Regions from separate parts of the Homo sapiens genome. Here region 2 is linked to region 1. A link is a contact called in ENCODE Hi-C or POLR2A ChIA-PET data. All regions are on one chromosome and are shown on one strand. The core of a region is the stretch at or near the end of the contact, and the rest is flanking DNA. Distances in the headings are between cores, read along the strand shown. Region 1 holds the start of TNIP1 (TNFAIP3 interacting protein 1). Region 2 holds the start of ATOX1 (antioxidant 1 copper chaperone).

The links. Hi-C counts contacts between places; a loop is a spot of excess contacts on that map. ChIA-PET counts read pairs that join two places held with the same protein, here RNA polymerase II (POLR2A). Pooled maps may share reads with other maps.
Region 2: a loop to region 1 is called in a map of CD8-positive, alpha-beta T cell, with 9 times the contacts of the local background. The contact joins the promoter of ATOX1 here to the promoter of TNIP1 in region 1. A Hi-C loop is called at or near these places in 2 of 168 maps with a recorded cell type or tissue (CD4-positive, alpha-beta T cell and CD8-positive, alpha-beta T cell), 5 of 37 single-sample maps with no recorded cell type and 9 of 50 pooled maps. POLR2A ChIA-PET finds 5 or more read pairs at or near these places in 6 of 52 experiments (B cell, GM10248, GM12878 and 3 more).

Annotation. Positions count from the first base shown.
Region 1 is chr5:151,078,942-151,082,820 of GRCh38, forward strand. It overlaps TNIP1 (TNFAIP3 interacting protein 1), which reads right to left and starts at 2,093. Exons shown (of 18, transcript NM_006058.5): 1 at 1,939-2,093. RefSeq lists cis regulatory regions at 1,605-2,393, 1,893-2,662, a silencer at 1,658-2,327 and enhancers at 2,203-2,913, 2,628-2,687.
Region 2 is chr5:151,757,156-151,761,109 of GRCh38, forward strand. It overlaps ATOX1 (antioxidant 1 copper chaperone), which reads right to left and starts at 1,476. Exons shown (of 4, transcript NM_004045.4): 1 at 1,391-1,476. The coding sequence starts at 1,396. ATOX1-AS1 (ATOX1 antisense RNA 1) reads left to right here. Exons shown (of 4, transcript XR_007059008.1): 4 at 1,134-1,205. RefSeq lists an enhancer at 515-644 and a silencer at 1,415-1,664.

The sequences.
Region 1 (3,879 bases), core at 843-3,342:
AGGCAGCACTGGGGGTAAGGGTATGACTCAGACCCCACAGCTTCCTGGGGCCCCGAAAAAACTGGTGGGGGTATCCAGGGGCAGGCATCAACCTTCAGCATGAGTGCCATGCCATACCCATGGAACACCCAAGGCTGGGAGACAAACGTGGTTACATAAGCGTGTAGAACACTGCACACTCCCAGCGGCAGCTTCCAGAGGGGCATGATCACGTGCTTCCATGAAGTGCCAGTCCCTGATCACATTATTTTCCCGGGACACAGCCAGGACAGCAGCCTTGGTCAGGGGAAAGGGAACAGGGTCCAGGATTCAAGCGTTGCTAGTCTTGGGAAAGCCTTAACCTTCTCTGGGCCTCAGTTTCCTCATCTGAAAATTAAGAGTTGTTAGAAAGATTAAGTGAGGCCGGGCGGGGCGGCTCACACCTGTGATCCCAGCACTTTAGGAGGCTGAGACGGGCGGATCACTTGAGGTCAGGAGTTTGAGACCAGCCTGGCCAACATGGTGAAACTGTCTCTACTCAAAATACAAAAAAATTAGCCGGGGATGGTGGCGAGTGCCTGTAATCCCAGCTACTCGGGAGGCTGAGGTAGGAGAATCGCTTGAACCTGGGAGGCAAGTTGCCGTGAGCCGAGATCGTGCCACTGCACTCCAGCCTGGGTAACAGAGTGAGACTCTGTCTCAAAAAAAAAAAAAAGATTAAATGAGATACGGAATGTAAGCACTGTGCCTGGCACATAGTAAGCTATTAGCATTATCAGTTTTTTCACTGCCTCAGTTTCTTCTGTTGCAAAACAGAGACCACCACGGGGATGCTGAGTTTGTACTAATATTCTACCCTCCTAATACAATTCTACCCTCCTTTGTCAAGGATTTTTTTAAAACATTCTGAGTCCCCTTTTCTGACCTCTCATCAGATGCCGAATTCCCCTCTATCACACCCCATTGTTTGGAAAATGAGTAAGTGCTGATTAAATCCCATTTTGACCGTACTGTGAGAAAAAAATGATGCATTAGGAATCTACACATTTCCCTGCACTGTCATTCTGCAAGGGGGTGGGGAAGGACGTTGCTGATTCTTCTGCATCATCCACAAAAGTCCCTCCCTCCCCCTACCAAAACACAATCTCTCACCCAGTCGCACAAAATTCCCATCTGCTCCTGTACGCACAATGAATGTACAATGCACACGTGCACACAAATGTCCTACAGTGGAAAGCTCAGCCTTCATACTCCATCCCCAGAAGCACTCCTGGAAACTCATCCATCCTGCACATGCACACAAATGCCTCCAACAATGTGCATACAAAATATGTTCAACAGAAATAGTATAGTAGGAACTCTGGAGCCAAATGCCTGAGTTCATATCTGACTTTGCAACTCACAGCTGTGTGACCTCAAGCTCCAAGTACCTCGGTTTCCTAAAGTATAAAATGGAGATAATAACAATATTAATGTTTAGGATGGAAGTGACAATTAAATGAGTCTAATACACGTACAGCGTTAAGATCAGCACTTGGAAAGCGCCCAATAAAAATTATTATTTTCCTCCTCGTGACATATGTACACTGCTTCCACAACTTGATACGAAAACTCCTGACGCCGCGTAGGCAACTCGTCTCCACAGGATAGACACCCAAAGGGCCGCAGCGCCGCCCGCACCCGGAGGGTCTGCGCTCTCTACAACCGCCCCACGCCGTTCCCAGGCGTGCTACCCCGCGCAGTGCGCACGCGCGCCCCCCACCAGGCCCAGCGCCAAGCAGGGAGTAGCGGCTCAGCCCGGCTTGGCCGCTGGCGGAGACGCCCCGGGACCCCGCGCGCCGGGCCTGGGTGCACAAGCCACCTTCCCCAGCTCGCTCCCCGCCGCCACCGAGGCTCTGGACGATCTGGGCCTGGCCTCCCTTCCTCCCCTCCATCCCCGCTCCGGGCCGGCCGGCTTACCCGAGGACGGGGAGCTTGGGGACACAGCGCCCCGCTTGCTGCGTCCAGCCCCGAATCCAGGGACGGGGCAGCGGCCCGGGCAAGGCTCCGGCCCCCCGTAGCACTCCTAGGGCTCCTGGACGGGGGCAGGGCACCCGGGCCGAGGACGAGGAAGTGCCGGGGGCCTGGCCGGGCCGCCCCACCCCTGGGAAAGTCCCCGGAGACTGGCAGGCCACTCGCCCAATCGCGCCGCGCGCTCCGGGCGGGCCCGCGGCCGCCTGGGGTGGGACCGAGCGAGGTAAACACCGGCTGCCTGCGGTTCCGGGGGCCCGCGGTGTCTCTCGTCCCTTCGGCGGCCTTCCCCTCTAGGAGCGACTTCCCTGGGGCCACCGTCCCGGGCCTGCGCGGCGCCTTGCCGCACTCCCAGCGCCGGAAGCCCCTGTCGAAGGCCTGGGGCCACCTTGAAAGCCGGAATTTCAGAGCGGAGGCGAGCCACAGAGACCACCCAGCCCCTTCCTTGTGCCGAGGGGAACACAGGCCAGAACAGGGAGGGGACCTGCCAAAAGGCACGTAAGCATTTGGCCCTAAGCCAGAGCTGGAGCTCAGGCCCCCAGAGTTCCGTCCAGGGCACTCCAGGACTCTTCTTAACAAAGCTATAGAAATTCCGAGCTGAAAAGACCCATAAAGACTCTACCGCGAACATTTTTTGCTCCAGACATTGTAAAGGATTCCCAGACATCGTAAACGCTTTGCTCCAGACATTGTAGATGCTTTGCGTGCATTATTTTCTTCGCACAATCACGCTAGGGAGGTGGGTTTTACTACCTTTTCTTAAATAATATTTGAGTCACAAAAAGGTTAGATGACCTCAGTAAGGGGCTGAATCAAGATTCAAACCCGGGTGGGCAAATCCAGAGGCCGCCTTCCACCCTACCTACTTATATGTGGGCTAGATAATCCCAACAGACTGGGATTTCCTAGACCGGTAAGGAACATAAACTTGCTTTAAGGGTAGGAAAGCTTTTTAAAAGCTTATCCTTTTATTTTTAAAAAGAAAGAAAGCTAAATTTTAATTCCAAAAAGTGGAAGGTCTAACCTTGGAATAAAGAACAGCTCTTTAAACTAAATATAGCTTTATGAAAAACCTATTGCAAAAGACCCATTTCACTGGTACTGTTGAAAACTTAGTCATTGACAGGCCCTCATCCTCAAAAAGAATTAGGGGAAAGGATTTGGGGAACTGTTTAATACACACCCTCATTTTACAGAAGAGAGACCCATCAATCAACTGTGACTTCGCAATAATACACACACAGATACTTGCCCAAATTATATACCTAATCTGGGGATTCTCCTATAAGGCTTTGTAACCTCCTAGGGTTCCTTCAGTTAATTCAACGGTGTTATCAGATCTTCAAAACGATATTCATTCTAGTTTAATTATGAAAAGAATTACACTTATGCCTTGATTCAGAAGGGAGGGAGGGAGGAAGCGATGCAAACTCCAAAGCACCACTGAGTCTCACCACTGGGGGATCCTACAGAGAAACTGGGAATCCTGGCCCTGGTTTACATAGCAGCTCCCAGGCATCGTCTCCACCCATCAGGTCCGCACCTGCCAGTTTTCTTCCTGCTCTTTGTGCCTGTACTTCCCAATTCTCTTCCTGCAGGGCTCTCTTCCTATTCCCAACCCACATCTTCTCCACCCCCACCCTCTACCCACTGAAAACTAAAATCTACCTAAAAATGGCTGGTCTCTAATTACTTGCATTTTGTTTCCACACTATTTCAGCTGTTTTTATAGCATGTCTGGCCTTAGCCGGGCAGACAGTTTCATTTCTCAAAGTGTCCGCTGGGAATTCTCAAGCTTGACATAAAAAAATGGCACTCAGTCATCTTTTTGTCTGATTTCCTAGTTCTGGATCCTTTTTCTTAACAGTTCCAATTTGTGAGAAAACTCAT
Region 2 (3,954 bases), core at 226-2,725, 680 kb after region 1:
CACCCTCTTTCCTTCAGCTGTTATCTTGTGGTACATGGTGCCAAGTGCCCTCCTCATTCCCATCATCTGCTCCAGAGGGTTTTTTGTCAAAATCCCCAGAAGATACAGAATACAGTGATGATCAAGCTAGCCTTTTCCTCATTGCCACCCCCCACAAAAAATCCTGGTGGCCTTCACTCCCCAAGCCCCAGGGCAATTAATACTGTCTTCTACCATTGCCACAGGCTGACTTGCCCAACTGGTAGGGCTGATTCTATCAGATTCCTTATCCATACTTTGTTGTTGGAGGATTTGTCTCAAGGCACCTGGCAAGACCCACAGGAAATGACACCTGAGATGTCAGTGGCTCTGCCCAGGAGGCCTCAGGCTCACCTGCCAGCTCCCTAAAGACAGGATGCAAAGACACATGGCAACTGTGGGATACCTCTGGGTATCCACCTGGCCCAGAGCCATGAATTAGGCACCCTGAAGAAAATGCTAAACACCACATGACCCTAACCAAGATGCAACTGAGATCAGAGCATCTTCCCAAGCCGGTGTGACTGCTTTTGCCTGGCACCTCCCATGTGGTCAGGCCTGGAGAGATGGGGAGCCTAAGGATAAGGAGCTGAATCCTGGCTCTGCCAACTTCAACACGACCTGGAATAAGTTACTGGGCTTTTTATATTTTTATCTGCCAAAGGCCTCAATTCTTTATATAAAAAACGAGGCCACGAGCAACAATATATGTGATAAGACTGAGTGATCTGCAAAGGCAGGCTAAGACTGACTTCCCAGACACAGCCACTGAGCAACTGGTGACTGTGCGGGGGGGTTCCTGAACCTCTCTGGGGCTCATGGGTTCAGGCTGAGAAAGTGTCTCCATTCAGTGTCGCCCAGAGTTGATCTGAAAAGTAGGCCAGAGTGGGCAGGGAAATTAAGAAAAGCATGAACCTCTGAAAACCTGCCCGGTCCGTGAGGAAATAACCGGGTCCACTCCCTTGTCCAGAGCCTCCCCACCGCCCTCCTTCAGGCCAGCTCCGCGGGCAGGGCAGCCAGGAGGAAGGCTCAGGGACTAGGCGTCTCAGTTCCCGCTGGCCACCAACTCCCCCATCCCCTGCCCCCTCTCTGGTTCTGTTTCTCTGTGTACGCAGGGAAGGTGTGGGCTTGTCGCCCCTGGAGGCCTTCCAGCTCCGACGTTTTGAAGCCTGGCTCCCAGATTAAACTCCCTTCGGATCCCATTTTCTGAAGGGTCGCAAAAGCTGGGGGCTGGGTGGGGTAAGCTAGGGGACAACAGCGGCTCCGGCCGCCGCCTGAGCCCTTCAAGATCAGCATCCGGTCAAGCGGCTGTGCAGCCGAGAAGCAACCCGGGACTGCAAGTCTGCGTGGCGGGGACGGCGCAACCACTCACCGGCATGACTGAGGCAGCGGCGGTGTGGCGGCGGTGTGGCGGCGGTGTCAGCAGCGCCTCTCTGGATTCGGAGGGCGGGTTCGGCTGCGCTTCCGAGAGTGCGCACTAGAGGCCTGGTCCCGGAGGCCCCTCCCACTCCGGGCCCGGCCGCGAGGGAGGCTCCGCCCCCTCCAGTCCTGATCCCTGCCGGCCGCGCCGCCTCCTTTCTGCGGGCCGGGCCCGTGGTCACCCGGCCTGGACGGAGAGAGGAGGTGAGAGGGGCGCTGCGTTGGCCTCCATCGACTGTCGGCCTTTTTCAGAACGCCTACTTCGGGTCAAGCTTGTGTTAGGGAATGCCAGAGAAGGGCACCGCCTTGAACAGGACATCATCCATCCATCCCTAAAAGGACAGTTTCACTCATTTATTCACCGAGTCAATTTTTATTAAGCGCCAGCCAACGAGGACGCAGCGGTGGAAGAGCAGCAGCAGGAGGCTGCGAAGGACGCAGGCAGTGATAGTGCAGGGTTAGCAGAGCTGTTGTGACAGAGGAGGAAGGGCCCTGACTGCAGTGGGGTGGGGGCGGTTGTGGAAGAGAGGCGGCCTGGGGAGAAGGCAATAATCTGGACCTCGGTTAGCCTTTATCGCCCTGTTACAGGCTTTGTCTCTAAATACAGTCGCATTGGGGGTTAGGGTATCAACATAGGAATTTGCGGGGACACAATTCATGTCCATGTCAGAGTTCAGTCCCTAGCAGAGCCATACTGACTAGAGTTTTAATCTCAGCCCTATCATTTATTAGCCATGTGACCCTGGGCAGATGAACTTACCTCTCTAAGCCTCAATATCCTCACGTATAAGATGGGGACAGTTAAGGTCACTATACAATTTTTTATCTGAACCTTTTGCTAGAGAAAGGAGATGCTATTAATAATTTTGCCAGGACAACAGGCAAACACCATGACTGTTTCAGGCAAACAACGACACATGGTTCCCTCCAAGAAACCTACTTTGCAGTATTGTTGGAATACATGTAATGTGTGCAAACTTCTTAATACATTGCTTGGCACATGGTAGGCACCAAAAATATATATAAGTATTCTCTAATTGCTAGGCCCTCTGTTGGCCTCCCTGGCACTGGGTCTTCCGCTGCTCACAAAATACCCCTTAACCATTCATCCCCTACCCAACCTGCCAGGAATTCCCTAAAGATGGAAGGGAAGGGGGCGAGGAGGAGAGGGAAAGAGGGTACTGGCACATTAGGTCCTGTACGGGCAAGGCTTAGCATCTTGGTAGTCCTGGGTACAACTGTGCCCTGGGGCTAGGGATAGCTAGATTGCCATGAGGGAAGGCGGAGAGTGGACATGAGGGAAGGAAATCCTTCCCAAAGCAACAGTACACAGGGCGAACCACCCACGGCATGTTTTAGAGAATTAGGGGTATGGGTTGGGGGGATGGCTAAGCCTAGAGACAGCAATTTAAAGAGAAGACAGCTTTATAAAGATCTGTTAAAGATCACAAATAAAGACCTATTAAAGAGGAGAAGAAAATATGCCAGACTGTAGTTCCTGCATAAATATATACATACATTCCGTGTATTTACATTAAAATAAGCATGAAATGAACCACAGCCAATGTTACTAGAAGTTATCTTGGATAAGTGTAGGATTTGCAGGTGGAATCCCAATGTACCTACTGTTTAATTTTCAAATAACACAAAGTAGCGTACAGTGAAAAGTAGGTCTTCCTCCTACCCTGACCTCTCCTTCTTAAACAAAAGGCATAGTATACACAGTTTTGCATCCTGCTTTTCTCACTTTATAAAATATCTTAGAGATTATTCCTGGGCCAGATGCAGTGGCTCATACCTGTAATCGCATTGCTTTGAGAGGCCTAAGTGGGAGGATCACTTGAGCCCAGGAGTTTGAGACCAGACTAAGAAACATGGTGAAACCCTGGCTCTACAAAAAATACAAAAATTAGCCGGGTGTGGTGGCATATGCCTGTGGTCCCAGCTACTCAGGAGACTGAGGTGGGAGCATCACTTGAGCTCAGGAGGTCAAGGCTGCATTGAGCCATAAGTACACCACTGCACTCCAGCCTGGGTGACAGAATATGACCCTGTATTTAAAAAAAAAAAAAAAAAAAGATTATTCCTTAATAGTACATATCAACCCTTTTCTTTCTTAGCTTTTTTTTTTTTTTTCCCCGAGATGGAGTCTTGCTCTGTCGCCCAGGCTGGAGTGCAGTGACGTGATCTTGGCTCACTGCAACGTCCGCCTCCTGGGTTCAAGCAACTCTCCTGCCTCAGCCTCCCAAGTAGCTGGGATTATAGGCGCCCACCACCATGCCCGGCTAATTTTTGTATTTTTAGTATTTTTAGTAGAGACAGAGTTTCACCATGTTGGCCAGGCTGGTCTCGAATTCCTGACCTCGTGATCTGCCCACTTTGGCCTCCCAAAGTGCTGGGATTACAGGCAATGAGCCATCACTAAGCCAGTGAGCCTGGGAAATGGGCATATAGAATCCCTGCTTTCTGGCTGAAAGTGTTGTTGCAAGGATAGGAATGTGCACACTGTAGGCATGT